Regions from separate parts of the Homo sapiens genome. Here all the other regions are linked to region 1. A link is a loop called in an ENCODE intact Hi-C map of the cell type or tissue named here. Cell type or tissue: MCF 10A. All regions are shown on one strand. Each heading gives the region's core, and the rest is flanking DNA. Links, peaks and the distances in the headings are about the cores only.

Region 1 (4,535 bases), core at 320-4,319:
TTTCCTTTGGCCTTTGGAATAAATCCCCACCCCCGATTCCTTTTCAGGTTTTCATCTCTAGCTCACCCAGGCCAGACAGTCCTCACACACATGCACCACTCCAAAACTTGTTTCAGGAAGTCATTTAATTGCAAACACTTTGCTCTTTGGAGTTACACAAATGAGTCTATGTTTTTTTCTGTTCTGTGGCATATTTGCATTTTAATCCTCATTTAATTTTGTCTAGAAGTACTACATTTTTTATTGGGGGTTTCGGAAACTGACTGGGAAATGTGTCTCACCTCCCCTCAGGGAGGGGGCTAACAAGCACTATTTATTATCACCATCATCATCATCCTCATCATCACCAGTAGTTTCAAAGCTCTTACATGGGACCATCCTTTCCAATACCCTAAAATGGCAACTACAAACTGTCAACCACTGCCCTCATTCATAAGATTCATGGTCACTATCCACAATATCAAAGACATGGAATCAAGCCAGATGGTCATTCACAATGGATAGGATTAAAAAAAATGTGGAATGTGTACATGTACACTGTGGAATACTATATAGCCATAAAGAGAACAAAATCATGTCCTTTGTAGCAACATGGATGCAGCTGGAGGCCATTATCCTGAGCAAATTAATGCAGAAACGTAAGCAAATACCACATGTTCTCACTTATAAGTGGGAGCCAAGGCCAGGCGCGGTGGCTCATGCCTGCAATCCCAGCATTTTGGGAGGCCGAGGCAGGTGGGTCACTTGAGGTCAGGAGTTCGAGATCAGACTGGCCAACACAATGAAACCCCATCTCTACTAAAAATACAGACATTAACTGGGCGTGGTGGTGGGCGCATGTAGTCCCAACTACTCAGGAGGCTGAGGCAGGATAATCGCTTAAAATCGGGAGGTAGAGGTTGCAGTGAGTGGAGTCCATTGCACTCCAGCTTGGGTGACAGAGTGACACTCAGTCTCAAAAAAAAAAAAATAATAAGTGGGAGCCAAACATTGAGTACTCACGGACATAAAGAAGGGAACAGTCAACACTGGGGACTGCAAGAGTGGGGAGGGACAGAAGGGCGTAATGACTGAAAAACTACCTAATGGGCACTGTGCTCAGTCCCTGGGTAATGGGATCATTCATACTCCAAACCTCAGCATCACACAATATACCCCGGTAACAAACCTGCACTTGTACCCCTTGCGTATAAAATAAAGGTTGAAATTATTTTGAAAAATAAGGCTCACTATGGCTTTCTCACAAAGAATATTCGAAGGCTTCCTTCTGGCTCTACCACACTATGGTTCCCTGGCACAGGTTCTTTAATCTACTTATTGTATCTAATCCAAAGCCATAATCACTTATTTCCACTCATGAACTGTGCCGTTTCAGTTTCATCTGCCAAGAGTTTTGTCAGAAAGCAGGGATACTCCAGATGTTCCACGGAGGCACTTTTTTTTTCTTTTTTTTCCGGAGTCTTGCTCTGTTGCCCTGGCTGGAGTGCAGTGGTGCGATCTCGGCTCACTGCAGCCTCTGCCTCCCGGGTTCCAGCGATTCTCCTGCCTCAGCCTCCTGGGTAGCTGGGATTACAGGCGCCTGCCACGACGCTGGCTAATTTTTTGTATTTTTAGTAGAGACGGGGTTTCACCATTTTAGCCAGGATGGTCTCGATCTCCTGACCTCGTGATCCACACGTCTCGGCCTCCCAAAGTGCTGGGATTATAGGCGTGAGCCACCGCGCCTGGCCTTTTTTTTTTTTTTTTTCTTTCAGAGTCTTGCTCTGTCGCCCTGGCTGGAGTGCAGTGGTGCGATCTTGGCTCACTGCAGCCTCTGCCTCCCGGATTCCAGTGATTCTCCTGCCTCAGCCTCCTGGGTAGCTGGGATTACAGGCGCACCCCACGATGCCGGCTAATTTTTGTATTTTTAGTAGAGTCAGTGTTTCACCATGTTGGCCAGGCTGGTCTCCCACTCCTGATCTCAGGTGATCCGCCCGCCTGGGCCTCCCAAAGTGCTGGGATTACAGGCGTGAGCCACCGGGCCCGGCCTCACAGAGGCACTTTTACAGAGGAGTGCCTGGTGCTGGACAGGTAACAAGTCCACATACTCTGGGCAGCGCCAAACACCCTGTGGAAACTACATGGCCACGGCAGTCACGCCTAGAATCCTTTGTGCGGTGTTCACATAGAATGCTTTGGCCCCCATTGTGCCACTCAGGGCACCTGCCTTGAAATACCCGCGACGCTCGGATCGGAGTCTGACGATGGTCAGCAGGTGGCACTCTCGTTTTAGGATTCCAGCCCCTAAGTAAGTAACAAGGGAAAATTTCAGGCCCATATAAAAATTTATTTATATATTTTTTTCTCTGCCAAGCCAGAAATGTACTCCATTTTCTTTAATCAGGTTCATTTACTTCCTACTGTGGGACTTCAATTGGGTAATAGTCAACCAGACTTCTCCCCCTGGCTACTTTCTTTCCTAGAGCAGGGTATTTACGTTTGAGATTTGCCGGAGTTTGGGAGCTGTATGTGAAGGCCTGGCAGAAACAACAGAAACGCTGTGTTTTACACGCAGAGCTCGACTGGCCCTCCCCGTTAGCTCCAAGTGGCCTCGTGCAGACACAAGGGCGCATCTGGCCGGGGCTATGTTTACCCTGGGGTGCCCAGACTGTGTCTGCTGCCCTGTCTGAGACCAGCAGAGCCCACAGGAGGGAGCCCCAAAGCTGGATGAAAGTCGCGGCAACAAGGCGAGGGAGGCTGAGTCTGAGGCTGAGGGCTCTAAGCTGCGCCTTGGTTTCCTCCTGCGAGGTGCAAAGGGCATGGACAGCTACAGACAGCAGTGGGAGCACTGGCTCACTCACTCCTTCACTCACTCATTCATTCAGCAAATACTCATGCAAAGCCTCCACTATTCCAAAAACTCCATTTTGTTTATGGTATCAGCCAGCGTTCAGCCAGGGAACAGAAGCCACACCAGTTATCTGAAGAGAGACAATGTAATAATAAAGAATTGTAAACCATGCATTCGGTTGAAGCTGGGGAACTAAAAAAACAAAAGGATAATGGTGGATGCCAGGGAGGAGGTAACAGCAGGGAGCGGCTGCCACCCCTGAGGCTGGAGACACCAGGACCTAAAAGCTCAGGGGCCCGCAGAGCTGCTCAGCTGCTGCCGGTCTCCGGGTGTGTGTGATGAGGTTGGTTCTGTGAGTGTTAGGAACACTGCAAACTGGATTCAGCTGCTGCTATGGTGAGGGACTGACACGGCTGGGAGGGAGTGTGAACACTCAAGAATGGGGAATGGACAGGAAAATCAAGTCCCTCCTTGCTCCCCTCCTTACCAGTTCCTTCTAGCACCTTCCACTGGCACAGCCTGACAGGAAGCTGGAGGCACAGCAAGGATGTGGCTCACAGTTCAACCCCACCCTCAGAGGGCAGAGCGCGGACGGGATTTGGAGCCCTGAGACAATAGTTGAGTCCCTGGCACACTCACAGAACCGCATTCTCACCCCCCTGGGCTGTGACCCAGCCTAGCAGTGGCGGGAGAGGGAGCGAGTGGGACTGGAGTATTGGTCCTCAGCACATGGCTCCCAGCCTAGACGGGAGAAGGGAGTCGGTTGACTCATTTCCTTTTATTGCTCAAATGTGACATAAAATTTCACTAAAGGTCACACCATAGCACAGCTTATTTCCTCTCTTTTGCCAGAAGTTCCTTATAAAATTTCCTCACTCTATCTTGTCACAGCCCCCGCACCCATGACATCTTCATGGTCTCTTAGTATGGTTTTACTTTTCATACAAATCGGATCCAAGGGGAGGGAAGCATGTCAAAATGCCACTGTGGGTCTTTTGTTGCATGAAAATGTACATGTTGCGTTGAATTAATGCACTTTTAAACTAGACCTAGCTACTATGCTTTTCAACAGCTTTCATCATGATGGTAACATCTTCCTTGTTAAATCTAATCAATTTCATAGGTATTGGCATTTCCATTCTTTGATAGGATGTTTACTTATGCATTTTTTTCTTTTCTTTTTCTTTCTTTTTTTTGAGACAGTCTTTCTCTGTCACCTAGGCTGGAGTGCAGTGGCATGATCTTGGCTCACTGCAGCCTCCGCCTCCTGGGTGCCTCAGCCTCCCGAGTAGCTGGGATTACAGGCCTGTGCCACCATCCCCAACTAATTTTTGTATTTTTAGTAGAGACGGAGTTTCGCCATGTTTGCCAGGCTGGTCTTGAACTCCTGACTTCAGGTGATCCACCCACCTCAGCCTCCCAAAGTGCTGGGATTACAGGCGTGAGCCACCGAGGCTGGCCTGCATTTTTTCTTTATTTTTTTGAGATGGAATCTCACTCTGTTGCCCACGGTGGAGTGCAATGGCACAATCTCGGCTCACTGCAACCTCCGCCTCCTGGGTTCAAGCGATTCCCCTGCCTCAGCCTGGGATTACAGGTGCCCGCCACCACGCCCAGCTAATTTTTGTATTTTTAGTAGAGACAGGGTTTCCTAGCTAATTTTTGTATATTTAGTTGAGACAGGGTTTCACCATGTTGGCCAGGC
Region 2 (4,535 bases), core at 351-4,350, 480 kb after region 1:
AACCAAGTTGAATTCTGCTATATGTGTGTTTGTGTCTTCGGGATCTGATCATCTTTGAGGTATGATTCTGAATGTCATTTGAGCTTATTCTTTATGACATTCTAGAAAAGTATGTATGCTAGGCCTCGAATATATTCTTTTTTTAAAAAAATTTCTATAATTTCAAAAGGTAGGAAACATGACAGTAATGGTTAGTTTTAGATTTTATTTATTTTTATTTTTTAAGACGGAGTCTCTTGCTCTTGTCGCCCAGGCTGGAGTGCGATGGCGTGATCTCGGCTCACTGCAACCTCTGCTTTCCGGGTTCAAGTGATTCTCCTTCCTCAGCCTCCCGAGTAGCTGGGATTACAGGTGCATGCCACCATGCCTGGCTAATTTTTTTAATTTTTTTATTTTTTGTATTTTTTGTTAGAGATGGGGTTTCACCATGTTGTCCAGGCTGGTCTTGAACTCCTGACCTCAGGTGATCCGCCTACCTCGGCCTCCTAAGTGCTGGGATTACAGGCATGAGTCACCGTGCCTGGCCAATTTTAGATTTTATTAATGTTAGACATAGACTCGTGTGTCATAGAAAACAATACTCAGAGAAAACTACGTACCTAGATGTTTTTTGGCCTTTTAGTTAGGCACTTGGCAATGAATGTGTTTTCTAAGTTTATTAGTTACTTTGATAGATATTCCTGGTCTAAAATCTATTTCTTTTTATTTTTTGTAAGTATTCTTTCTGTCTAACCCCTCTTTAAAATAAAAAGTTATTTAGGAGTTTAATGATTTGGGGGGAGGGGCAGATTCTGGTAATGTGATGAACGAGATGGGGAGGAGCAGTCTTGCAAACCTTTGGTTTAGTAGAGAACCAAAACCAGTTTGGAAGGGGATACAGGTCTCTTTCTAGCCATATGTATTTGACTGAACATGTTTGTTTGGAAAAACTAGTAGTTTTGTAAATCATCCATTGAGAGCCAGCAAGTTATCTCTACATTTGTGAAAGAAAAAAATTGAGGTGGATATGGGTTTCCTTTTTCTATGTGTGTCCGTATTGTTTTGATTGTATAGAGGTAGATATTTTTCTTCATTTTGACTGAAAGTAAAGTCAGAATTATATGTATATCTATACATATATATGTATAGATATATTTATTTTCTACATTTTAAGAGGAAGCAGCGTGTTTTAAGAGTGAAAGAAAATAAGCTTTGAAAGCAGACACATCTTGATTTGAGTGCTAGTTACTATCATTAGCTTGCTTATATAATCTTGAGAAATCTTTTCTTTCTCGAAGCCTTAGTTTGCCCATCAGCTAAATGAGCACAGTACATCCTATATGGTAGGGTTGTTGAGTATGAGTGTTAAGTGAGGTAAGTTAAGTCAACACAACGTAGTAAGAGATCAGTAAGTATCAAATTCCATTCTCACTCACTATATGTAATATAAATAGGTTTAAATCAACAGAGTGAGTTTATCTGTAACTGCAGACTTTCTTTGCCATAACACCTTTAAAAAGTTTTAAATGCTTAAATTTACTGTTCTTTCAACTGCCAGTTTAGTGTTAGTTCATATCATTTTGTTTTGGCCGTATTTGCTAATGTTATTGGTGGAGTCATACCATTTTCTGTTGGCTTCATTTATAATTCTATTTTTTTTTTGGCTGTCTACACATTATTTCATTTTGGGACCTGCTACACTGTTGGATTTTTGGCTTTACTCACCTTTTCCCCCCTTCTCCACTTTTGACCCATCTCCTCCTATTTCATTTTGGCACCAGTAAAGTAATGGTTCATGTGTATGCTGGAAGCCTACCCCATACATCTCTATGGGTGCAGTATTCCTTTTTATTGTGTTTTATTTTTCAAAATGACAAGCTTATATTTCCAGTATGTGAAAATGCTTTAGAACTTCTTGTTGAATATAGATTAGTTGACATTTTAAGTCTTAGCCCATGTTGTATGGTTGTGTTTTGGTTTTCTATTTCTTCTTTACTCTTTTCATCATATACCTTGTAGTTTTTGTCATCAGTGAATGATTTTTGAGAATCCTAATGTGCACAGCATTCTGCTGGATCTTGTACTAAGCAGTTTAAAGAGACCCTGTGCAATTACCCGACATTTCCTGTGTGCTTCTTATAGGCAGAATTTCATAGAATACAAATTATCCTCTTCTAGGTACTTGAATCTAAAACAAATATGGACACACAGAGCAAGAAAATAGCTGAACAGTGAGTATGTGAAGAGTAAACCAACAGACACCAGGATTATTCACCATAGGCCAGCCTTCTAGCTCCCAAGATGTTCCCTCCCTGCCAGTCTTCATTGTCTCTCAGTATTGAGATGTCAGCCTCCTTTCCATATTACCTGGAATAATTGCCAAGCAGTCATGCCACTTGAAAATGAGGTAACAAGTCCTTTGATTGAACTGGCAGTCCCACTCCCTGTCATAGCATCCTTGTATCAGTGTTGTTTATTCATTTCATGGTCTGTTCTCTCAAGAAATAAGCATCAGGAGTGGACAGTGATGTTTGGGGGGATCCCAAGGCACATGGGAGGCAGATCTTACCTCTTTCTGAGGAGGCCACAGAGAGCTGGATAGTCCCTCTGTCTGCTCCCTGGTAGCTGGAATGTGGATCTGTGACTCCATGCAGCCAACTGGAAGCTTAATGCAGGGAATGTGAACTTTGAACTAGTTAGAGATTATTCACTGTGAGGCTTTTGCAAAGGGCACAGGCTGGATGAGTGGCCGTGAGCGTCCGTGTTCCTGAGCAGACTGTGCTGTGGCCCAATCCTGTGCGTGTCTCCTCTTCAGGCTCCTGCCGGAGCATGCTTCTCTAATCTTACCATTTATCACTGACCCTTCGGTGAAACTCTCTTCTGTTTAAATTTACCAGGGTACACTTTGTAATACTTGGGACCAAGAATTTGAAGATAGTAATCAGACAAATCAAACAACTAGTAGTAGTGGAGAGACACGTAGCCCTACAGGAAGGGGTAGAATTATCATTAAAAACACAGACAAACCAGAGACTGCCTGAAAAAAAAAAAAAGATGAACTGGAAAGATTCAAAGTAGGCTCTATTGGAGGTGAGTATGGAAAACAAGCTTAGCTTTTTATTTTGAAGTTTCCTTCCAGGAGTTGGATACTGTGATCTCTTCAATCAGCATGTTTATATAGTGAGGAGGAAGACCAGAAATGAGAAGAGGAATAAGAAAATGGCAGCACAGCCTTTTGGGGTATGGATAAGGGTGGTCTTCCTGCTACAGCAGAGGAGAGGGGCATGTGTGGCCCATGTGGAAGAGCAACTGAGTTGGTGGCTGACTGAATTTGGGTCCGAAGCAAAAATAGGATATGAGGATAGGTATAAGAATTTTATTTTGTGCTATGTGTGTCATTTGGCTTTTAAACTGTCTAGAAATAAAATGAGATGAAAACAATCTGCCCTCATTTCTTGGTTGCTTTTCTTAAATATCATTGGCCCAAAGCATAGCCAAGCCTTTTATTTAGAAAATCCTACCTTCAAAAAGTGATAGGTTACACTAATTATATTTGTGCTGTTCTACAGATTTTCTATTTTGCACTGGTCCTTTACCTGCTGCTCGCTGTGCGGGCAGCTAAGGTGAGAGTTTGAAGACTATGGACTTTTAAGCTGAGAGGCTGCTGTGGTCATACAGTTTTCAACACAAAACTTGTTCTCCCTCTAGTGTTCCACTTGCACAGGGGTAAGTTGCACAACTTTGTTCCATTTTGAATTCTTTGCAAGATTTGTCTTCATTTCCTCTGTTGTATCAGATTCCTATATTTCCTTGTACTGTTTGGCCAAACTCCATTGTTTTCATCTTACTGAGTGGAACAGTAGATACTGTTCCAGCTTTGATATTAATTTCCTCTCTAGTACAGCAATTCCGAGTCTGGAGTACATTAGCATTTCAATTTTGAAGAGAGATTTTGATCTCTGAGCACCCTTGCCTTGTGTCTGTTTTCTTGATGGTTCCTTGTGGTTGCTTTCAGTGTTAGGTTAGGTTTCTCCAGTTAGGTTTCTGATGCAGATTGAAAAGCAAACAAGCAGTTAATTCTGTGCATCCCTCATTCTTCTGTAAACATGCCTAGTGCAGTGTATTGCCTCTCCAAGTGCTCTTGCTTAATTAACATGCTTTAGTTTGTAAAGGATTGATTTGTTTGGCAGAATTATCCATAGTTGATTCTGGGAGCAAATTTTCTCGGATATCAATTTGAGGAAATAAATCTCACTTCTCCATGCCTTTTGTTAATTAATTTGTTTCTGTTACCATCAAATCTTTACTTAATAAGTCTGTAAAGGATCTCCAGTGGTGTTGAGATGTCAGTGCTGTTTGGCTATAAAATTCAAGGATGACATCTAATGTGTGCCTTTTAGTAGAGATGCAATTTACTTATGTAGTAGATTTGTGAGGAGCATCCATGGAATAGTCATCCCACTATGATTGTATATAACAATTGTATGTACAATATACAATATATATATACAATAAGGAAAATGTGCCTCTTAGGGGTTGGGAAACCAGTGGTCAAA
Region 3 (4,535 bases), core at 185-4,184, 810 kb after region 1:
ATGGGTACTTTTTTTGTCCCAGTCTCATCTTTGGAAACCAACCCTCCCTCCCTCCCTCCTTTTCTCCCTCCTTCTCTCCCTCCCTCCCTCTCACCCTCCCTCCCTCTCTCCCCTTCTCTCTCTGCTTTTTTTTCATTTGGTTTCTGTGACAGCTTTCTCTCCTTTGGCTCTCTTCTTGCATTTCTGGCTCTTCTGTTGGCTTCTCCTCCTCTATCCTGTATTAAATACCTACATTCATTAGGGAGTGGTACCAGGCTCCCTTCTTTTTTTTCTAAACTTCCTTCCCTAGTGACCCCCTCCATTCCAGAATTGAATATCATCTCAATGTTCATCACCCCCAGTCTTCACTTCCAGCCCAGTCCTTTCAAATCACAGCTTCATGTCATACATGTGTGTCCACCTGACTGCCGTGGGCATTTCCAACTTAGTATGTCCACCTGTGTCTGTAAATTTCTCCTCATATGTTCCATTCTTTTCGATACATGGGACCGTCTTCTGATCAAGCCCAAAATGGAACCTATCCTTTATTCCATCCTCTTTTTTTTATATCCAGTCCTTCACTGAGTTCTGTCCATTTTATCTCTAAAAGATGCCAATTCTTTTCATCTCTTGCTGTCTGTACCAGCCCCACCTTATTCCAAGCCCCTGTATTTTCTCCCTTGTGCTATAGCTCTAGGCCCTGGACTCTGCTGTACTTCCTAGTGCCCTCCCTACTACTTCAATTGCCCCACCAATCAAATCAACCTTCCACCTGCAGTCAGGGTGAACTCTTTATAAGGGAAATTAGATCATTTTATTTTCATGCTTAAAAACGTTCAAGGGCTTCCTGTTGTATGTATCCAAACTTTTTATCTTGGGGTGCAAAGCACTGTACAGTATGGTCCTACCCACTTCTCAAGCCCCCAAGGAACCACACCGACCTCCTTTCTGTTCATATACTGTGCCCACTCACTCCCGCTTCACTGCCTTAGTTCCTACTGTTCTTCCCCAAACTCTCAGCATGATTAACTCCTTGGGAAAGTTCAAATCTCTTCAGCTTAACTGACATCTCAGTGGGCCCTTCCCCAGCCACTCTAAGTGGCTGTGTAATAACCTCTCTCCCCTGACAGTTCTCCTTATTTTAGCACCCTATTCGTTTCTTCCATGGAACTTGGTGTTTTGAAAGTATTCATTTACTTACTGTATGCCTCCCCAGCTCCATCCCACCCTGTCCAGATTCTCAGTTATCTGAAACAGGGCGTGTATTTACCTGCTGGCCATGGTGCTTGCAGAGTGTCAGTGTTCAATCAATGTTTGAATAAAGTAAATGAATCTGAATAGGTAGAAAACATGGAAACAGAGCTAACTGTCTCATGTTCCAGGCAGGTGAAAGCTTACGAGCAAAAGCAGTGTCAGAAAAGCCCCATTAGTGTTTGTAGGGCAGTTAGTCTTTATCCTCTGACCAGAACAGAAAGGAATATAATGGTGTAGTATCACAGATTCAGAAGTAAGTTTGGAGAAGGTGAGAGCAAAACTAAGGAGTTTGGGCTTTCTCTCGTATGCATTTATGTTTCATTAAGGTTTCTAGACAGGCAATAAAATGAATGAGAACACTAAGCTAGCCACGGTGGGCAGCGTCAGTCCTCATTTTAATTATACTTTGTCATAGTTGTTGGATCACTTCTCCCCTTCCCCTACCAGACTGATACCTCCTTCGGGGAAGGTACGATTCCTAAAGCACCATGCAAGACCCCAGCTCCGAACACAGTGCTTGGCACATGAGAGGGGCTCAATGAATATGTTTCAAATGTGTGGGTGAATTAGTGAGTAAACATTGGAAGCAATTATGCATTCATAATAGAGGTTTAGATCCGTCTCCTCCAAACTGCCTTGTTCCCTGGAGGTATCCGAATGGAGGACCAAGTAATCATACAGCGGTTACATCGCTGACGTCCTTCGCTCAGCCACTAGGGGGTAGATTGGCTTTGTCTCTTCTTGACTTCCTTAACCTTGCAGAGGAAGTCTGTTAGAGGATTAACAATAGATACTCTGCATGACTCCAATAGTGTCATGCAGTGCAGTGATTAATATATATAGCAAACAGTTTTCTTGCTAAAGCTTAGTTGATTCAATCTAAATATTCTTTCAGAGAGGTCTTCCTAATTGTAATGACATGGTATAAATATAAGAAGAAAGAATGTCAATTATCACTTCGTATAATAACAGTGTTAGTGTTCATGCACATAAATTACAAGTAAGTTTACCTATTTAAAAGCAAGAAAAGTGCTCAGTTTTGCAATTTAAAACTTTCGAATATGCCACATTTTAAAATTATGTCATTACAACCAGTAGAAGTTAGTAATCACCACTAAAGTGCATGTTCTTGAATAGTTGATGAACTACTCATAGTGAAATTCTTTAAAATATCATTTGAAAGGGTAGGATTTAAAGGCACCTATGTTATATTTATTTTCAAACACTTCAGACTCATCCAACATGCTTTGAATATCTGTTATGTAGCTAGTATCATGAAAACTTCTAGAACTGCACTGTCTCATATGGCAGCTACTAATCACACATGGCAATTTAAATTCAAATTTTCAGTTCCTCAGTCTCACTAACCACATTTCAAATGCTCAGTAACCAGATGTGGCTAGTGGCTACATTTCCATCATTTCAGAAAGTTCTATTGGAAGACATTGCTCTAAAGAAAAGAAATTAATATGACCCATAATGATCACTCTATTTGTAGCATCAGGAATGACTGGAATCTGTCTAGGATTCCAGTCATTGGAGCAGATGTCCTCACCCACATTGATGAAAACACTTCAGTGCCCTCGTTCCCAATAGGTAATGATCCTAAGTCAAATTATGGCCACTAGATTAAAGATGAGGCCTTATCCTTGTCAGTATCTTATCTGTTTGAGCTAGTTGTATATTTTCTTATTTTGTTCTAAACCCATTGTAATGTAGTTTTACAAAATGACATTTTGAAAGCAAACAACTTCAAAGTATTAGCTTAACCCCGAACTCATCCTGTATATTCTAATCTACTGGCTTAAGTTCCCCTGTCTATAAAAGTAATAACTCAGCAGCTTTGGCGGAGTTCCTTCATCCCTTCAGTGGATTCAGGATTTCAAGAGTCTGAGTAGGAGCTTATCATAAAGTGTCTGACAGTGCATACATCAGAAGGGTTTATTGGATAAAGATGCAATCTGAGTCCATCTGCTCCAGATATTTTATCACTTTCTCATTCTTTTGCAGATCACCTACAAAGCAGTCAGTTCCTTTGACCCAGAAATAGATTTATCCAATCAGAGTGGAAGAGTTTCAAAGCTGGGAAATGAAACCCATTTTCTGTTTTTTGGACTGTATCCGGGGACCACATACTCCTTTACCATCCGAGCTAGCACAGCTAAGGGTTTTGGGCCTCCAGCAACAAACCAGTTCACCACCAAAATATCAGGTACTCTACATTCGTGAGTTGTGTCTTTTATCAGAAGTAACATTTTTGTCCGTTTTCATTCCCATTGTCAAGTATGCCAAGCTCGCCCACACTAACATTGTATCCAAAGGAATACTCCTGGATGCCTGAAGCTCAGACTCACAGCTTTAAATGAAGTACTACAAATATTTCTCATTTGGGAGCTTAAGATCCTCACATGTTAGGAAGTGGCTATTGTTTTAGCAGGGCGTCTTGGAGGACTTGGGCATGAGGCAGAAGGTTCTGTTGAGACACTCTCATCCCCTTGTCAATCCCAAGTTGCCAGAGCAGTACTGTTGGAAAAATCTCTGTAATGAACCATGAACCATCGGGAGCTCTGCAGAAAGACAGTCATATAGAGTCTGCTTCCTGAAGGATCAGCCTCCTTGGGATCTCTACCATAAGAAACTTCTGTCCTGAAGAGAGAGGCAAATACATGAGGGTACCAGGAACTGAGGGCCTCCAGCTTTTTGCTTTTAGAGACTTAATTATGCCATCTAACAAAAGACGTAATTTGAGAAATATTTCTAGGCATGTTCAACTGTGCAGAAAATGTCTTTGTACTTCAGACTAGAGGAAATTAAGCTGCCATCTGGTATGGGATATACAACAGCAATAAAAAAATTGCATGAATATTTTTTCCCATTTTTTCCCCTTTGGGTATGAGTGTGGAAGTGTTGAGTTTTGGCTTTAACTATTTTGTTTGGGGTGGAGCAGGTGGGGTGGAAGTAGGGAAAGGAGCTAACTCTTGTTATCAGCCATGGTTAGGTCAATAATATTTAGCCTGACCTTTATATCTTTTATCTCTCATTCCTTGTTTTGTATTAATAAAAGTTATCATTTGGAGTTGAAGGAAAGGAATATTCACAACTAGAGTATTGTAAGTGTTTGGCTAGGTTTTGAGGGAGGGTTTAGAATTTTCTTTTTAAGCAATTATAACAAGGGATAATTTTTTATTGTGTAATATTTTATGAGCACAAACTTGACTTGAAATTTAATACACTTGATATTCTGTGTATAGAATTAGGTTATAGAAACAGTATGGAGAGTTGAGAAAGAGAAAATAAGTCTT
Region 4 (4,535 bases), core at 209-4,208, 77 kb after region 1:
AAAAAAGAGAAAGTTGCAGTGGTTATATCAATCTCAAGCAAGGTAGATTTCAGAGCAAAGAATATTACCAAGAATAAAGAAGGTCAGTTCTTAATGATAAAGAGGTAAATTCATCAGCAAGATATAACAATCCTCAATATGGATCTAATAATAGAGCTTCAAAAGTACATGAAGCAACAACTGATAGAAGCACAGGGGAAGATAAACAAATCCATAAATATAGTCCAAGATTTCAGGACCCCGCCCTCAATAATTGACAGCACAATTAGACAGAAAATCAGTAGGGTATAAAAGACCTGAATACAACTATGAACCAAATTGGCCCAATTGATATTAATTCAAAAGAGACCATATGTCTAAATGTAAAACCTAAAGCTATACAACTTCTCAAAGAAAAGATAGGAGAAAAACTGTAAACTTAGGTTAGGCAAAGATTTCTTAAATATGACACCAAAAGCATGCGCCATAACAGAACAAATTGGCTAATTAGACTTCATTAAACTTTGAAATCTGCTCTTTACACTGTTTAGAGAATAAAAAGTCAAGCCATAGACTGAGAGAAAATGTTTGCAAAGCATATGTCTGATAAAGTATTTGCATCCAGAAAAAAACCCAAACATAATAATAAGAAAACCAGCAACCCATAAAAAGTCAGCTAAAGATTTGAACAAACATTTCATCAATAGCCATTAGACAAATGCAAATTAAAACCACAATGATATACCACTACACACCTATTAAAATGACTAAAATTAGAAAAGACTGAACATATGGATGAGGATGTGAAAGAACTAGAAATCTCTTGCACTTGTGGTAGGAATACAAAATGATATAGCTGCTTCAGAAAACAGTTTGCAGTTTCTTAAAAAGGTGTACATACGGCCAGGTGCAGTGGCTCACGCCTGTAATCCCAGCACTTTGGGAGGCCGAGGCGGACGGATCACGAGGTCAGGAGATCGAGACTATCCTGGCTAACATGGTGAAACCCTGTCTCTACTAAAAAATACAAAAAATTAGCTGGGCGTGGTGGTGGGCGCCTGTAGTCCCAGCTACTCGGGAGGCTGAGGCAGGAGAATGGTGTGAATCCAGGAGGCGGAGCTTGCAGTGAGCTGCAATAGCTCCACTGCACTCCAGCCTGGGCAACAGAGCAAGACTCTTTCTCAAAAAAAAAAAAAAAAAGAGATGTACGTATACCTACCATTCGATCCAATCATTCCATTCCTAGGTGTTCACCCAAGAGAAAAGAAAGCAGAGATCCATGCAAAGACCTGTACACAAATGTTCATAACCACTTTATTTGCAAAAGCCCAAAAAGGACACAACCCACGTGTCTATCAACAGGTGACTGCATAAGAAAACTGCAGCATATTTATATAGTGGAATACCACTTAGCAACAAAAAGAGAGGAAGCATGAATACACAGCAGCAACCTGGGTGAATCTCAAAATAATGTAAAAAGCCAGCTAACTGATAGTGACAGAAAGCAGACTGGTGGTTGCCTGCAGGTGCGGAGGAAGGACAGGAAAAAGGGATCACTAAGGGACAAGAGGAGAATTTGGGGGATGATGGCTATGTTTACTGCCTTGTGGTGTAACACATCAAATTTTACCACTGAAATATGTCTATTTTACTGTATATCAATTATACCTGAAGAAGTGGTTTTACAAAAGAGAGAAACTATGAAGCTCATTACTGACATTGTAATTGCAAAGAAATCTGGCCTAGCTATGAAAGCAGCTTTCCTGCAGAGCATAAGTGACGATTCCAGTTCTCTGCTAGAGAGCGTGGCCAGGTAGATGGGTCGGCATCAGCACTTTTCCCGTTAGACTACACAACACGCCCCGGCCGTAATTTCACCAGCAGAGCTGGACTTTGCTTGCAACCTGTTAAGCTCAAGCCCAGCGTGAATGTTTTGCTAGACAGAGCCATCTTTCTCTGGATGTTGCAGGTCAGTGCTGGGTGACCGCAGAGCTTCTCTAGTAAACCCACATCATCCCAAGAGTGGCCTCCTGTCCAGAGAGGCGCTCATCTGCCTGCTCTGCAGACGGACAATCGCTCTGTTTTGTTTCAATGCTCAACCTGACCAGCCTCCAGCTACCACTCTATCTATCTTTCTAATGATGCCAAGCGCCATGTTGGACCATTTCCAGATACTCTAAGCTCCTCAAGGAAGCATTACAATCTGTGTGCCATCCATCTTGTGCTCCCAGCACCAAACGCAGTTCCTGACTGGGAGTTGCCAGTGAATACATGTTTATTTTATGAACGAATGAATGAACAGATGAATGTTTAATGTAAAGAAGAGAAGGTTCAAGTTAATCCTGATACCTAAAAGTGCCCACATTATGACCAGATAGTGATCTAAATCTTAATTCACAAGGAAGTTATTTAGAAATAGCAGCTTATTGTGTTATATAATACGGGTCGCTAAAATTACTTGAGCGCTTACTATGCTAGGCACTATTCCAAGCATGTAACATGCATTGTCTCATGGAATCTTCAAAGGTACCAGCAGTAGTCTGCTAGGAACGCCATAGCAAAGCACCACAACAGTGCATTTTCTCACAATTTTAAAGGCTGGAAGTCTCTGATCAAGGAGTTGGTTTCTCCTGAAGCCTTTCTCCTTGTGGGTGGCCTCTTCTCCTTGTGTCCTCACATGGTCTTCCTTCTGTATGTGTCTGAGTCCTAATCTCCTCTTCTTATAAGGACACTAAGCATATTGAATGAGGGCGCACCCTAATGGCCAGAGGTAATTTTAACTCAATTGCCTCCGTCATTAAAGGCCCTATTTCCAAATATAGACACAGTCTGAGGCAGTGGGGATGAAGACTTCAACATATGAATTTTGAGGGGACACATTCAGCCCATAATAGTACCAATAAAGTTGGTTGTAACTATTGTTCTCATTTTACAGGGGAGGAAACTGAGGCAAAGAGCAGCCACATTGTCCAAGGTCATGCCCTTAATACATGTCAGAACCTGGACACCAAGAATGGTAGTCTGCCTGTTCCAGAACCCCATTCTTAATTATCATTCTATACTGACTTGCAATTGATCCACATATTCTCAGTGGAGGTCAGATTCTCAGGCTAGCCCCAAAAGCCTAATTCATCATAACACAGTTGGGATGCTACTAAGGGTATTCCAAAACCTGGGTTCTTGAAGACTTAGGGATAAAGAGAAGAAGTTGAACTTAAAAACTAGCAGTGGGGGCTCCATGAGCAATAGCTCTGGGGCGCTGGCGGAGTGAGAGGCAGCCAGGACCCTTGGTACTGGTCACTCCTGTAGCGTGATAAGGGGACAGGGGTCAGTGGCCATTTCTACACAAGGGCCACCTATTAGTCAAGTGGCATAATTCTGAGACTGTTTCTATTTACAAAAACAAAAAGATGATAAATAGAGTAGAAGGCATGATTAATACGCCACAGGGATCTTTAAAAATTATGTAAATTATTTTAAGGCTTTTAATTTACTTTACCTTTTTAACGTGCTGTAATATACTACATAGACACATGCAATATAATTTTAAATCCCCGGAGGCCTTCTTTTTGGATAGTAAGTAATTTCATAGCACAGCAATATTTCTTAGACTGAATATCTCAGGCAGAAGACAGTACTGATTCCTTTCTTCTTCCACTTCAAAAGCACACAGGAACCCATCTATTTCTCTAAATATTTTTTTTTCTGGCCCATCTGTATCTTAAGCAATGTCCAGGTTTGTCAACCCCATCATTTTTGTCTGTGTTATGAAGGAATGCATGTTTAAAAATGCATTTCGAAAAGAAATAAAAGCGGTCATGTCAATGGATACCTCCCTGTCCATGGGATTTCATTCTAATATTTAGGCACTATTCTAGGTGTTGGAAATGTAGCTGCATAAAAAAGCCCTTCCTGTGGTGGAGATCAAATTTTCGTCCTTTTTGGCAGGTGAAGGCTCAGGCGCTTGTGAGGACAGGCCTCTGACCTAATTCATCTGCATGCTGTACTCTTGCCCACTCGGGCAATGTTGTCCCAGTTGAGGAAATGCCTGTACACAAAGAAGCCTGAGGGAAGAGTCTAGAATGTGTGAAATCGTGGGGTGCTGCAGAGCTCTCTGGTTATAGTTGTCTCAGCACCTGGCCCTCTAAGCCCAATGGTCCTGGGATGGCAGCTTTCAGCCTTTGTGGATGTGCAGCCCAAAACCCGGAAGCAGAAAGAATGCAGGCTTATTTCTCCTCCACCAAAGAGAGAGGAATAACATTTCATATGTGTCACCCAAATGAAGCTGAACTTTCAAGTTCTCCGAACAGCATCACATTCAAAAGAAACACCATTAAGATATCAAATGAAGCGATTAAAAGCAATTTTAAAATATTAATGAAATTGCAAAAAGGACCAAGAAGGAATTTCATTCATAAAACTGAGCTAAGTTGTTAAAATTCTTCTTACCATGTTTCTTCTCAAAGCTCCACTCATTATAGCTCAGCAGCTGCCCCAGTTGGTTCTCAGGTTCTAACAGAGATGGGGACAGAGAGTTGCACTTGAATGTCTTTTTT
Region 5 (4,535 bases), core at 185-4,184, 1.1 Mb after region 1:
ACACCTAGGCCACACCCCAACCAATTAAATCAAAATCTCTGGGAGTGGGGCCCAGACATGGGTGTTTTTTTTAAATGCCTAGGTGATTTCAATGTGTTGAGATAATAAGGTTGAGAGCCACTGAATGGAGAATGCCATGTTTCTCAAAGCACTTTCACCTGCATTTTCTCATTGGCAGTGATATGTAGCTAATCAACCAGCTGCAATCGGCTTAATAGAACAGGCAATTAGAAAGTCACGGCAGATAAGGAAGATGTTTAGAGAATTTGGGGAAATTTAAAGGATAAGCGAATGTCACTTTTCAGTGAAGTATCATTAGAAGTACACAATGAGATCTCTCTTAAATTGAAGGCAAAATAAAGTTTCACTCCGGGTAGATCAAGCCTAGTTAAAGTTGCAGACCTGGCTCAGGGCGTGGGTTACTCTCCAGTCAGTGCCCTTGTCTGATGCAATGCCACCTCCTACCCCGGGCCTGCAAAGTCTCCCTGGAAGCCCAGGACTCTGCCTGCCTCTCAACGATCAAAACACGATAGTGTCTCATCCTGCAGGAAACTGATATTCCTTTGGAAGGAGCCTTAAGAACCTACCCACAGTTGTCTTCAACCAGAAGTTCCAATCTTTTGTCCTCTAAAAAGCAGTTTATTAACCTCACCTTTCTCTAGTTGCTGTCATCCCCCCTTTCTTCTCATGGACCCAGTGCATTAAAAAATCTCTGTTGGCCAGGCGCAGTGGCTCACGCCTGTAATCCCAGCACTTTGGGAGACCAAGGCAGGTGGATCACGAGGTCAGGAGATCAAGACCCTCCTGGCTAACACGTTGAAACCCCGTCTCTACTAAAAACACAAAAAATTAGCCAGGCATGGTGGTGGGCACCTGTAGTCCCAGCTACTCGGGAGACTGAGGCAGGAGAATGGCGTGAACCCGGGAGGCGGAGCTTGCAGTGAGCCGAGATGGCGCCACTGCACTCCAGCCTGGGGGACAGAGCGAGACTCCATCTCAAAGAAAAGAAAAAAAAAATCTCTATCAAGAAAATGACAAAAAGAATTCATTAGCAGTCCACATCCCTATTTTTATTTCTCTTCAATCCAGATCCAACCTCTGATCAGAACAAGAGGCTCACGCTGAGATGATACAATCCCAGCAAAGAATATTAACATTGTAGTTCGTTTGTATTAGATATATCAGATTTTTCTAAAATACTAAAAATAGGTTGCAGTTACCCCTGCCTGCATCTGGAGACCCCCAGCGTCTGGAGCTAGATGTATAATGCATCGCTCCCCCCGGGATTAGCAGCTTTCTAAAAAGGGTCAGTGCTTTAACCCACAGGACTAAGTTACTAGTGACTCGAAGAAGTTGAGGCACCAGGACAGGCCTAACAAGAAGACATAAAGACTTCTTAAATCACTGCACCTTGTCAACAACACACTTCCCAGAGGCAGCTGTGACCACAGAACTAACCAGTGACATTGCTGTTCCATGTAAAACCTAAAGCAATCAGCCGTTCTTCACAGTGGACGGTGGGAGGCATCCGTTGTTTCTTCTCTCCTGCCTGTGCAGCATCTCTTCCCATTTTCCACTGAGAGAACCTTGATTATTCTTTGGAATACTCCCCCCTCCCTAAAGCCCCGCCTCTGTTCATGTGGGGCTGTCTCTTGCTCTCTTAGCATCAAGGTGGGCATGAGACCTAGGCCTGGTGAGAATGTTTATTTTTGTTTACATTTATATATCTAAATCTAAGGCTTTTTTTAGCTATAAGAAACAAAGTTAGTTTACATTGGCATCCCCCAGTACTGGCCAGGAAAGAATCAAACCACTCCAGTCTTCCTCTTGGAGGTAAGAGCATGGCATTCAGCATAGTGTAGCGCCACCTAACGGCTGTGGGTGGAGAGTTCCCGGCTGAGACAAGACCTGCCGGTGCTTTGAAGTGAATGGTTCCTTGAGCCACAGATATTCAAGGTAGGCAAATAGAGAGTGTTTTTCTTTATATGTGTCTCCCAGCTAATAAAGCTAGATTAAATGGATAGAATTAAGATTTCACCACTTTGCAACTCTTGATGAAAATAATAGATTAGACAGTGGTCTTCAACAGCTGCCGAAAGTATTAGGTGCAAAGCTGATAGGAAAAGCGGTGTAATGGTAAGGCAAGGATAGAAAACAGCTAATCTTCTAATTAGCAGAAGAGACAGTCCAGGGACAGATCCGTACCTCAGCGTCATCTGACTTACAACAAAGATGCCATTGCAACGCAGCACTGCAGTGGGTGGGGAAGACTGCCTGGACACGTTGGTCTCCCTCACTCCATGTACAGAATCCCTTCTAGATAGATGGTAGACCAAAAGGGGAAAGTAAAATAACAAAGCTTCTAGAAGAAAACATAGGAGAATATCTTCACGACCGCGGGTAGATTTGTTAAACAGGACACAGAACAATAGCCTTAAAAGAAATATTGACAACGTGGACTTTCATTAAAATTGAGCCCTTCTCTTCATCAAAAGATGGCAATAAGAGGGTGAAGAAGCAAGGCAGTGGGAGGAGACTTTTATAATACATGTGTCTGACAAAGGACTCGGCCACAATGTCGAAGAACTGCTGTACTGCAAGCCAGTAGGAAAATGATAGACAACTCAATTTATTAAATGGGCAAAAAACTTGACAGGTACTTCACTGAAGACAAAAGATGTCCCAGCCCAGCGCAGTGGCTCACGCCTATAATCCCAGCACTTTGGGAGGCTGAGGCGGGTGGATCACGAGATCAGGAGATCGAGACCATCCTGGCTAACACGGTGAAACCCCGTCTCTACTGAAACTACAAAAAATTAGCCGGGCGCAGTGGCAGGTGCCTGTAGTCCCAGCTACTTGGGAGGCTGAGGCAGGAAAATGACGTGAACCCGGGAGGCGGAGCTTGCAGTGAGTCAAGATCGTGCCACTGCACTCTAGCCTGGGCGACAGAGCAAGACTCTGTCTCAAAAAGAAAATAATAATAATAATAATAATAATAATAATAATAAAGATGTCCCGAATAGCCAATGAGCATAGAAAAGTTACTCAATATTATTCATTTTTAGGCAAATCCACATTGAAACCAGGATCACATGCCACTGTGTACTCACCAGAATGGCTGAAATTTTAAAGACAGACAAATAAATGATAATCCCAAGTGTTAGTGAAGCTGTGGAGTAACTGGAACTCTTATACACTGTAGGAAGGAAGTAAATACTGTACAACCATTTGGAAACTGACAGCATTTACCAAAGCTAAACATATACGCAGTCTGAGGCTGAGCTCTTCTGTTCTTAGAGAAATGACTGCAGAAATGAATCATCTACCAAAAGATAAGCTTATCACAGGTTTACTCATAATATTTAAAAACTGGAAACAGCCCAAACATTCATCAGCTGTTGGATAAATTGTACAGTGGGTATTCATTCAGTGGAATTCTTCTTAGCAATATAAAACAATAAACTACCAATATAACACCGTGGGTGATTCTCACACAGACAACACAGAGTGAAATAAGCCAGTCTCAGAAGAAGACATAGTGTATGGTTCATTTACACAAAGCTGAAAAACAGGCAAAAACAATTGATGATGCTAGGCTTAAGAATGGATTCTCTTTGGTGATACTGATGGTATTGTTGAGGAAGGAACGTGAGGGAGCCTCTTGGGGACTGAACGTGGTTTGTATCTTGATCTGAATGGTGGTTACATGGTGTATGCATTGGTAAAAATTGACTGAGCTGTCTACTTACGGTCTTTATTGTAGGTATATTATACTTTAGTTAAAAAACTGATTCAGAATTTCATAATGGGCTGATCAAGCTGATATCCGAACACGATGATCTCTCTTAAAACCATAAAACAAGGGACAACCAGATATTTTTGGCTTGCTTCCTAATGAAAGTATACTTTAAGTATCCTTGTATAAATAAATCAATCTTGAATTCTTACCAAGCCCTGGAACTACCTACCGATTTACAGGAAATACAGAGTTAGAAAGCAGCATATTAAATAATATCACAGAGATGTGATGAATGAGAAAAATCTAGGATGTGGGACTCTCTACAGGACACAGATGAACTTGTTTCCTCAACAAATAAATTCTCAAGAAAAAAGAGAGAGCAAAGAGGAACTCACAGAGTAAAATAAATTTGCAAGACATACCAACCAAATCCAATCTGTGGACTTTGCCTAGATGTGGATTTTTTAAAAAGCATCTGTAAGAAACAATCTGAGAGTGGATTTTTTAAAAAAGCAGCTGTAAGAAACAATCTGGGAAACTGGAACACTGACTAGAAATTTGATAATTTTAAAACAGTAATGTTATTATTTTAGGTATGATAGTTATACTGTGTACTGTGTTTAAAAATAAAAAGGTCCCATGGCCGGGCGCGGTGGCTCACACCTGTAATCCCAGCACTTTGGGAGGCCGGGGCGGGCAGATCACTAGGTCAGGAGATTGAGACTATCCTGGCTAACACGGTGAAACCCCATCTCTACTAAAAAAATACAAAAAAATTAGCCGGGCATGGTGGCAG
Region 6 (4,535 bases), core at 271-4,270, 180 kb after region 1:
GATCACCTGAGGTCAGGAGTTCGAGATCAGTCTGGCCAACATGGTGAAAACCCATCTCTACTAAAATACAAAAAGTAGCTGGGTGTGGTGGCGGGCGCCCGTAATCCCAGCTGCTCAGGAGGCTGAGGCAGGAGAATCACTTGAACCCAGGAGGCGGAGGTTGCAGTAAGCCGAGATATGCCACTGCATTCCAGACAGAGCAAGACTCCATCTCAAAACAAAAAAAAAAAGAAAAGAAAAGAAAAGAAAAATTCTAGGGGGAACATGAGCAGGGCACATGCACTAGTGAGTGTCTAAGAAAGGACCCTGCCTTCTGACACCCCTGGATGATGGGCCAGGGAAGAGAGAATAGCTAACGCCCAGAACTGGGGGGGATCACGGAGGTAAAACCTGAGAAGGCAGCTCATCTTGAAATAAAGGGCATCCCCCAGCCAACCTGCTAACCAAGTGTGGCCTGTAGAAACAACAGCATGGTGTTTTTAGAAGAAAGGAACTGAACGTCTACCTCCTCTGTGCTCTGAGTCGCTCCCAACTCCTGAATGGTAAGAGTATGGCCAAGTGTATTATTTGCTCAAAATGTTTCCTTCCTATGGAAGCTGTTCCTTTTCCCTAGATCCCAGTGATAAGAGCTTCGAGCACACCCACAGCTGATGTGCGGCTGAAGGATAAACCTTTATTATTGTAAGCCATTGAGGTTTTAGCAGGGAGGTTTACGTTGCCTTAAAATAACCTAGAAAAAAAAAGGTAATATGCTAAGCCCTCCAAAAGCTTGCCAAGCCCCCATGAAGGACAGCAAGGGACGGAGGGCTTGAGGACACATTCTGGTTATCGACAGAGAGGGCTAAGTGGAAACAGAGTGACCTGGGTAGACCTGAAAACCAAAATGCAGCAGGAACACAGAACTTTCACTAGGTGAAGCACCGTGGCATTCAGTGAAAAAAACTCACAAGTGGATGTTACGTCAGCAAAGGCTGCAATTCCTAACTGAGCTACATAATGGATAAATAGATGCTCCTTCCGCCGAATGCCTAGTTGATTCTTAGATTACCCATGGGGAGAGGTCATGAGCAGGGAAAGGAAAACATCCTGAACTTTTTACCCAGAGTAGAGTGAGAAATACTTAGTAACATCGTTTATACTCAATTGGCAGTAACAAGTTTTCTGCCATCAGCAGAAATGGGGGCTCAAGAACTAAGTGCAGTTATAAAGTTTCATTTTTACACACTTGATTTTGTGACTATAAAATTCACATCCTCTGGCAGGTGCTGTGCTGTGGGGGATGAAAAGGCGGGGCCTGCCCATGGCTAACAGATAGAAACTGAGAGGAGGGGGCCTCCCTCCCTCCTTCCCCCCTCCCCTTAGGCCAGCCAGGGGTTGAAGCAGGGATTCTGTGGGAGAAGGGATGCTCGGCTCACCGCAACATGGGGACCACGAGTTGCGGAAGCAACAGCACCAGGTGGAGCCTACGGCAAGTCCCCAGGGATCCCTCATCCCTGCAGAACACTTTGAGAGACCAATTCCTAGCAATCAAGCTGATAGAGCTGGGGCCACAGTCATTCGGTTTACATGGTAATGCTCGCAGTAATTCATCCAGGGTCTAGGAAGTACTGCGCACTTTGAATATGTAGAAGGTTTGACTTTTCTTGCCATTTACTCGAGTCTTTTAAGACATTATAGCACATTTTATTTTTCTAGAACTCAACGTGCATTTCAAGCCCCATACTACTTGATGGCAGAAAATGTAGTCTTAGGCAATTATGGTTTTCTCCATCATTTCAGGCCTGAAATAACATTTCCTCTGGGCCCACTTTCCCTTTGGGCTGTCACATGGCCACAGACATCCCTCCAGGTTGAACCCTCTCTGATAATCCCACCAGGCCCTCCACCACAGGATTTCAGCAAGCCCAATGCCCTCTCTTGGCCTATCCCTCTCTGGGGCAGGAGAAGTGTTCCAGTGATCTACCTTTCTTAAGGCACAGAAGACTCAGGGCTGTCCCTGTTCCCTGCAACCAGAGCTGCCCTGCCACAATCTGAACTCTACAGCTCCCCCGGTGGCCCCCATGCAGAAGTGCAGAGAGAGCTAGAGCCGGGACCACTTCCTCCAGCCTCCTCCACACAGGGTGCCCAAGGATTCCCAAATAGTACATTCTATTATTGCCACCCCCATCCGCGTTGGCTCAGTGGGCCACCAGCACATCACCAAGTCCCTTGTTTCTTTCCCGATGCTTCCCCCACCGCTTCAGAGGAGTTTTATTTGGTGGTGAGAGGATGCACAGTAATGTTCTTCTAGAAACTTTCTGTCTTCATCCCACAATACTTGTTTTTAACTTAAAGGCCAAGAATTGGATGTTGTTGTTCTCTAGTTCCACTCCTTCCAGCAAATGGCACTAGAGGCTTTATATCAGGAGCCCGAATGAATGAAATGGGTGAGGGTTATTGTTTAATAGGGACTATATGTTTTGGGCAAAACATCAATGAATACTTCAAACCATCACAAATGTTCTTCCTAGTGAATATTCCTCACCCTAAAGAGGAAAAAAGGATCGCGTTTCTCTCTTTCACTCCCCCAGCCCTGCAGGAGATCTGGATACTGGGTGATGCTTCTCTTCCCTGCACTGGGAGTGGATACCATGCTGGCTCTCGTCTCCTTTCCCCACCCCAGGTGGTTAAACGGCACAGGGGCAGGCAGTCTCCACCAGCGAACTCTAATAGGCCTGGCAAAGTCTCCATCAGAGGCTCTCAACCCTGACTGCACAGCAGGATCAACCAGAGAGCTTTAAAAACGTATGCGTCCCACCTTAGAAGAATTCATCAGAATTGCAGAGGACAGAGCCCGTACATTTTAGTAAAGCTCCTCCACATACATGATTCTGACATGCAACTAAGGTTGAGAATCACTGACCAGGAGCAGGGTTCTTTATGTTGGCACTATTACAATTTTGAATCTGGTGATTCCTTGTTGGAGGGGAGGGGCCTGTCCTGTGCATGGCAGGATCTTGGGCAGAGTCCCTGGCCTCTACCCAGCTGATGCCATAACAGCCCCCTAGTCATGACAATCAAAAATGTCTCCCGATATTGCCAAATGCTCCCTTGAGCGTTTCCTGCCCTCCAACTAGGCAGGAAGCCCTAGTTGAGAAAGCGAAAAGCTGGCATTGGCTAAAGAAGTAAATGATACTCTCTCAGTAGTCATTTGGCCTGTGGGCTTCAAGAGGAGAGATATTTGTTCCCTGAGCCTAAGTTCCTACTGGACAAATGCACCCTCTTGGTTCCTATGTGCCCCTAAGCCTGCCCTACTTCTGTAGTGCAGTGTACAGGGCAGGTTCAGGCCAGAGCTGGGAGGTATACCATATTCTAGCTCTGATCTCTCCATTCAAAGCAGTCTTTTTACAAATCCTTGATAGTTCTGAAATCCACCCTGACTTCTGGCCAAATCCACTTTCTCTTTGCACACACAGTTTCTCTCAGAGGGTCTAGACCTTACCCCTCGATCACCAGACTCTAATTCCAATTCTAGGACTTTGAACTGGTCTACAGGGCAGACATGCACTGCAGAATGATTCTTTAAAACCCCAATAGAGCTCCCGCATGTTCTCAACCTCGGCACTATTGATGTTTTGGACCAGATAATTCCTTCATGTGCAGTTTGCATAAAGAGTTGTGGGCTGTTTAGCAGTTTCCCTGGCCTCTATCCACAAGAAGCCAGGAGCAATTCATACTCTTCTCCCTACAGGTCGTGAAAACCAAAACTATCTCCGGACATTGCCAAATGTCCCTTGGAGGGCAAAAGTCCCTCCTGACAGAGGACAACTGATGTAGTGTATACACGTGTTCAAGGCATAGGCTCAGGTATTCAGAAAAATGTCATTTTTCCTTCTCTATATTTCAACCTAAGCTTCCTTTGAAGCCACCATTCTATGTGATAGCTGAAAACAGTCATTTTTAGGCCTTTTCAGTTATGTCAGGTAAAGTCAGGAAATTCAGTGCTTCCCCCTTCCCAGTTCACATCTTAATAGTTTCTTCTAGGGCCTGGGGTCTGGAGGGAGGGGCGAGGCTGAGGGGCAGCCTTCCCTCTGTGATGGCAAACCCTGGGCCGCATCTCTCCTGTTCACACCTCATCACAGGGCCCATGGGCTCTGCAGCACCTCCTCAATGTGGCCACAGCATGTCCCCATCCCGTCCCCAAGCTCTCTGTTGGTCCTCCTCCGAAAGTTTCCCAGCAGAGCCTGGGAACTTTGGGCTGTCCTTGCTGCCCAAGGCCACAGACACTCAGCTGACTGTAACTGGCCTTTCCAACCTGGATTCTCCCTGACGCCATCTGCTCACTGCTACCTCCACCTCGGCTGGTGCAGGTAAAGATGTCTGGGACCCTGGTTGCCTTCCCAGAAGCAAACACAGAGCCCCTCTGTCCTGAAATCATGGGGCCTCTCTGGCTATTCTTTCAGGGCTCTCCCTTCAAGACACCCCACGGGCTAATCTCAGGAGGGAGGGCAAGACACCATGGGGCTGCAGTGGACGCGTCAGGGGGCTTTTTGCTT
Region 7 (4,535 bases), core at 240-4,239, 520 kb after region 1:
GGTCTCAGGGATTTCAGGGGTCTCTGGCAGATACTTTGAAAACGACTGACCTAGGCCATGCTAAGTGATGAGCATACCTCGATAAGTTACAGTTACAGGCTCAGAGAAGTTGAGAAGGAAAAGAAAGAAGGGAAAAAGATTTTGGAAGCATTGCAAAAGACTATCCCTGAGTGTTAGGGTTTTCTTTTTCTTTTTGAATAAAGTCAATATAAATAATTCATTCCTGTTTTTGAGAAGTAGTCCCTCTTTATACTAATAAATGCCTATTTTACTAGGCTATCAAATGAAATAATGCACATAAAATTATATTGTATGAAGCCACATAACTGTAAATATTAATTCTATGAAGGTTGAGATTATGAAATATTTTGCTTTGGAAAAATATGAAAGTATGAGTAGTATTCATATACTTAGAATTAGGTGTAGGCTTTCTGGATGGTAGAGGGTTGGAGAAAGTGAAATATTAAAACATATATGAGTGAGCTTATCTAAGTTCCATCAGTAGTGCTGCTTCTGGGAGTTTTAACGGTGAAATTGTCATATATATTGTAATGATGAAATAATTCCAACCCCTTTTATGAAGTGTGTAGTGACAAAATGATACAAAGGTGGCTAAACATGTTTTGAAAGACTTGAAAATTGTGCTTAATGGAAATTTCATGTGCATGGATAGCAAATCCCATAGGTGAATAGTCACATGCCTATCAATAGCCCAATTCTGTAAGGCAACATATTTATTTCCTAAGAAATGAGTCCTAACAGAATTTGCTAATATTTGAAAGGCATCATAGACAAACATTTTCTGAGCTTTTTGTTAATATAGCCATGGGAAAGGTTACCAAGGGAATCTGATGATCTTTATAGATTTGTCCAGCTGTTATAGATAGTTAATATTTAAGCTTCAGGAAGGAGACCTAAGTGGGTGACCTCCCTAGCTTTTTGGTTCTCCTTTTTTTTCAGTAAATACTTATGAAGTATGTACTGTGGAATAGCTGTTATTGTATCCTACCAGATAAAGAATATCTTGGGCTGGGCACAGTGGCTCACACCTGTAATCCCAGCATTTTGGAAAGCCAAGGCAGGAGGATTGCTTGAGCCCAGAAGTTCAGTACCTGTCTGGGCAACATAGCAAGACCTGTCTCTACAAAAATAAAAATACAAAATTAGTCAGGCATGTTGGCACATGTCTGTAGTTCCAGCTGCTTGGGAGGCTGAGGCAGGAGGATTGCTTGAGCCAAGGAGGTTGAGGCTGCAGCAAGCCGTGATTGTGCCACTGCACTCCAGCCTGGGTGATGGAGTGAGACCCTGTCTTTAAATGATGATGATGATGATTATTATTAATATTGTCTTGGAGGATCTATGTACAAGGTTTCTGAGGTCACAGATTTCTGAGGTTAGCAAAGTTGATCAATGCTTTACTTGACAGAAAAATCAAGCATTAGAATAATGCACTGAATGGAAGAAAAGAAAATTAAATTCATGAAGTGGCATAGACTTGCTGAAGATTAATTTCCTCTACTAATTGGCTACCCATTATGGTGGTTTTTGAAGCCTGGGACTCACTTAAGAAAGGGCTTGTTATCTGGAGTCCCTAGCAGGCTGAAAACGCTAAGATTTGATAGATGTAATCAAGACAGCCAGAAGTCGCTATCTGCCCATTTGCTCTGGCTGGCATCTTTAGGAAGCTGAATACATATCATTCTCCTTTCTCAAGTATAGTTGTGCTTGTGCAGGGAAGGGTTGCCTTCGCTGAGAGACCGCTTATCTTCATAAAATGCCTATATTTTGTTCATATACGGTTACCCTGGCACTGAAAAGAGAAATGGTTGTGTGTTGTTTCATTGCAACCTTTAAGTAATAAAAGTCTGTAGTTGTGATTAGTATGAGCATTCACATTTTCTTACCCCTGAAATGAGGCAGTAGCTTCTTTTCTCATTTAATTTATCTTTAATAAGATTGTTGATAAGCTTTAAGCCATGCCACACTTTAAAATTTCAGTAATTCCTTAAATCCCCCAGCAGATGGAGACGTGGAATTCTTTGCTCCTTCACTGGGGCCTCTGCTGTTGCCCCAGGTGACTTTGCTTGACTTCTAGTTAAGATGCAGTGTCAGGTTTTGCAAATGAGCTAATGAATATGCTCTTTTGCATTTCTTTTCCTCCTCTTGTTGGCCTGCTTAAGAGTTCTTACTTACTTTTGCATCTCATAAGGTCATTATCATTACTGACCTTCCCCAGTAGATACGAACAATATTTTCTTTAGAGACATATTCTCAGCAAAGCACAGAAGAGAGAATCCTCTGAGCTCCAGGGGAGCACGTTTAAATCCCATGTGAGCCTTTCACAGGCAGCATCCTGCCCATGTTTTGATTCAGAGTAAATCCCAGAGGTCAGATGCTTTTTCAGCCAGCAGGGTAAAGTTTGGTCACGGTTTTCTGGGATCAGCATAGCGGCTAGAGAGCCTCTCCTCTGTGGCTTGTGGCTCTGCATACCCACTGACACAAAGAGGAAGGGATTATTAACAGTCTTATTTTGAAAGGGTCTTCTGATTCAAGTGATTATTTTTCTTTCCTCCCTGATTCACTTATATCTATTTTACGAGTATTAAAGAGGAGATCTCTCTAAGACTTATCTTTGACAAATGCAATAAAACCTTTCAAAAGTATTAATTGGTGTGAAGCCCTTTAGAAAGTCATGCCATTTGTTGCATTTCCTGCCTTTATTGCTATTTCTACTAATCACCTGGGAAAAATTACTGGTTTTTAAATTCTTAAGTCCAGTTCTTTCTAAGCTGATAAACTTTCTCCCAGTAAATTAAAAAGAAAAGGAAGGTAACCTTCCGAGGTAGCTCATGGGAGTGGTTGCTAACTCTTAATAATTGAAAATGAAAGTTGGTTTTAAAAAAAAAAACACATATGCAAAATAACTCACCAAACATGAATCAATAAAAAACAAATTGTGATAAAAGGCATGCTCTTTAAAGGAGCTGGTAGTTTGTCATGTTTATTTATTTTTTATTATAAGGCTTTCTTCATTATTTGAAGACTCATCTTACAAATGTGTTCTTTTCCAAGCTAAATAATGAATTACATTCATGTAAGACATTTTTACTTACCTTTTATGCCATTATAAGAGCAAATGACATGGTTATTTCATATATGTCTATCGACTTACTGAGATCTGAGAATAGGACACATCTGAATTCAGTAGGCCCTGTGGTCTAGATCCCTTTTTTTTTCAGATTAAAGAACTTTCCAAAGAAAAGGAAACTCTTTGTTTTTTGCTAAGAATTTACATAATAGAAAAAACGTATGTCTTGGTGTAACACTAGATGCTGTGACAAATAAATCTCACAATGTCAGTAACACTGTGGACCTTTATTTCCCATTCACATTATAGTCTATTGTGGTCCCAGCTTGGAGGTGGTTGGGTTGGGAGCTTGTTACACATAGACATCCTGGTTGAAAAGGACTCTGCATCTTCAACATGTATTTTCCAAGATTCTAGATGTCAAGTGGACATCCAGATGGCACAGGAAAAGTCCCTGGAGGATCTGTGTGGAGGTTTCTGTGGGCTAAGTCTGGAAGTGGAGAGAAAGGCAGCTGGGAGTATGGTTTAGTTGGATGCACAGAAGAAGAAGAAAAGGACATTTGATGAGTAGCTGGCAACTTCTGCCCCACTTGGCCTTAGAGGTTATTACTTAATAAAATGGTCCTGGTAAATTATTACAGGAGAACATTATTTAAATTGAATATAATGATTACTTTTTTGTTCTATAAAGGAGTGCTATCTTTAAAAATCCAATTAATTGACTAAAATAATGTTTTGAGAATTAACTTTATGATGTTTTGATATAAAAGTCAAGAATTAATCCATAACAACTAGATCTTACACAAGTAGATTTTTTCCTAAGCTTTATATTATTAAACCATACCCTAATATTTTCATAAAATATTCTCTTCCCTTAACTCTGATAATTTCCCAGATAGAGCAAAGATATATGAGCATATATTGCTACTTAATTCAGTAAAGCAAATATCATTGAATAAATGTCAGCTTTTCCAGGGAAACCACTGCATATAACCTCTCTGGATAATATATTTATCAAAAAATCAATACTAAAAGTAAACGGATTTTTAATACATCTGAAGGAGCTTCTTAATAAACCAAAATGCTAACCCATAATTTAAAGCTGTTGGTACCAGTAGGTACTTAGAGATGACATCATAATTTTTGTAGATTATTCTTCATAGTGGTCTGTATGCTACATTTAATTCAGTTTTTACTTTGTGCTGGGGAGATGTGATTTATTTTAGAGGCATGTAAAGACTATTCTGGCTTCTCTTTCCACAGAGGAAAACCCCAGAAGGTGCATGAAGAGCCTGTGGCTCTTCTGATCTCTTCCCTTATGTTTTGCTCTATTCAGTGCCGGGTGGTTTTGCCTGTTTTCTCCTGTCTATCATCCCTCTGAAAACATCTGCTTAACTTCCCCGGGCTCATACCCCTTGTTATTTGGGCCTGCATTTCTCAAACTCTT

What was found. A loop is a pair of places that touch in the nucleus more often than their neighbours do. Peaks named below come from ENCODE experiments on the same cell type or tissue, not always from the same donor. Only the 100,000 strongest peaks of a DNase experiment are listed, where the experiment ranks them.
Region 2: a loop joins it to region 1, with 3 times the contacts of the local background. A loop is called at or near these places in 26 of 110 quality-filtered maps.
Region 3: a loop joins it to region 1, with 3 times the contacts of the local background. A loop is called at or near these places in 4 of 110 quality-filtered maps.
Region 4: a loop joins it to region 1, with 20 times the contacts of the local background. A loop is called at or near these places in 3 of 110 quality-filtered maps.
Region 5: it touches region 1 in a loop (19-fold over the local background); 38 of 110 quality-filtered maps call a loop at or near these places.
Region 6: a loop joins it to region 1, with 10 times the contacts of the local background. A loop is called at or near these places in 37 of 110 quality-filtered maps.
Region 7: a loop joins it to region 1, with 6 times the contacts of the local background. A loop is called at or near these places in 5 of 110 quality-filtered maps.

The regions. Positions count from the first base shown.
Region 1 is chr18:7,270,214-7,274,748 of GRCh38, forward strand. It overlaps LOC105371974 (a long non-coding RNA gene), which reads left to right and starts at 2,186. Exons shown (of 4, transcript XR_935121.4): 1 at 2,186-2,287. In MCF 10A, for the core only: CTCF peaks have their summits at 2,231 (motif pointing right), 2,437 and 2,661 (motif pointing right); DNase peaks (open chromatin) are centred at 2,258, 2,698 and 3,498.
Region 2 is chr18:7,752,216-7,756,750 of GRCh38, forward strand. The region is part of intron 1 of PTPRM (protein tyrosine phosphatase receptor type M); the gene reads left to right. Among named protein-coding and RNA genes, the nearest start is that of PTPRM, 190 kb to the left of the region's middle. In MCF 10A, for the core only: no CTCF peak of the experiment used is centred there; no DNase peak of the experiment used is centred there.
Region 3 is chr18:8,082,428-8,086,962 of GRCh38, forward strand. PTPRM (protein tyrosine phosphatase receptor type M) reads left to right here. Exons shown (of 33, transcript NM_001105244.2): 10 at 3,244-3,445. Among named protein-coding and RNA genes, the nearest start is that of PTPRM, 520 kb to the left of the region's middle. RefSeq lists an enhancer at 1,629-2,495. In MCF 10A, for the core only: a CTCF peak has its summit at 1,959 (motif pointing right); a DNase peak (open chromatin) is centred at 1,944.
Region 4 is chr18:7,346,905-7,351,439 of GRCh38, forward strand. LOC105371975 (a long non-coding RNA gene) reads right to left here. Exons shown (of 3, transcript XR_935123.1): 2 at 4,429-4,491. Among named protein-coding and RNA genes, the nearest start is that of LRRC30, 120 kb to the left of the region's middle. RefSeq lists a silencer at 1,052-1,223. In MCF 10A, for the core only: no CTCF peak of the experiment used is centred there; no DNase peak of the experiment used is centred there.
Region 5 is chr18:8,387,963-8,392,497 of GRCh38, forward strand. All of the region lies in intron 31 of PTPRM (protein tyrosine phosphatase receptor type M), which reads left to right. Among named protein-coding and RNA genes, the nearest start is that of RAB12, 220 kb to the right of the region's middle. In MCF 10A, for the core only: a CTCF peak has its summit at 1,879 (motif pointing left); a DNase peak (open chromatin) is centred at 1,869.
Region 6 is chr18:7,450,462-7,454,996 of GRCh38, forward strand. No RefSeq gene overlaps it. Among named protein-coding and RNA genes, the nearest start is that of PTPRM, 110 kb to the right of the region's middle. In MCF 10A, for the core only: a CTCF peak has its summit at 2,065; a DNase peak (open chromatin) is centred at 2,050.
Region 7 is chr18:7,788,013-7,792,547 of GRCh38, forward strand. The region is part of intron 2 of PTPRM (protein tyrosine phosphatase receptor type M); the gene reads left to right. Among named protein-coding and RNA genes, the nearest start is that of PTPRM, 220 kb to the left of the region's middle. In MCF 10A, for the core only: a CTCF peak has its summit at 2,035 (motif pointing right); a DNase peak (open chromatin) is centred at 2,049.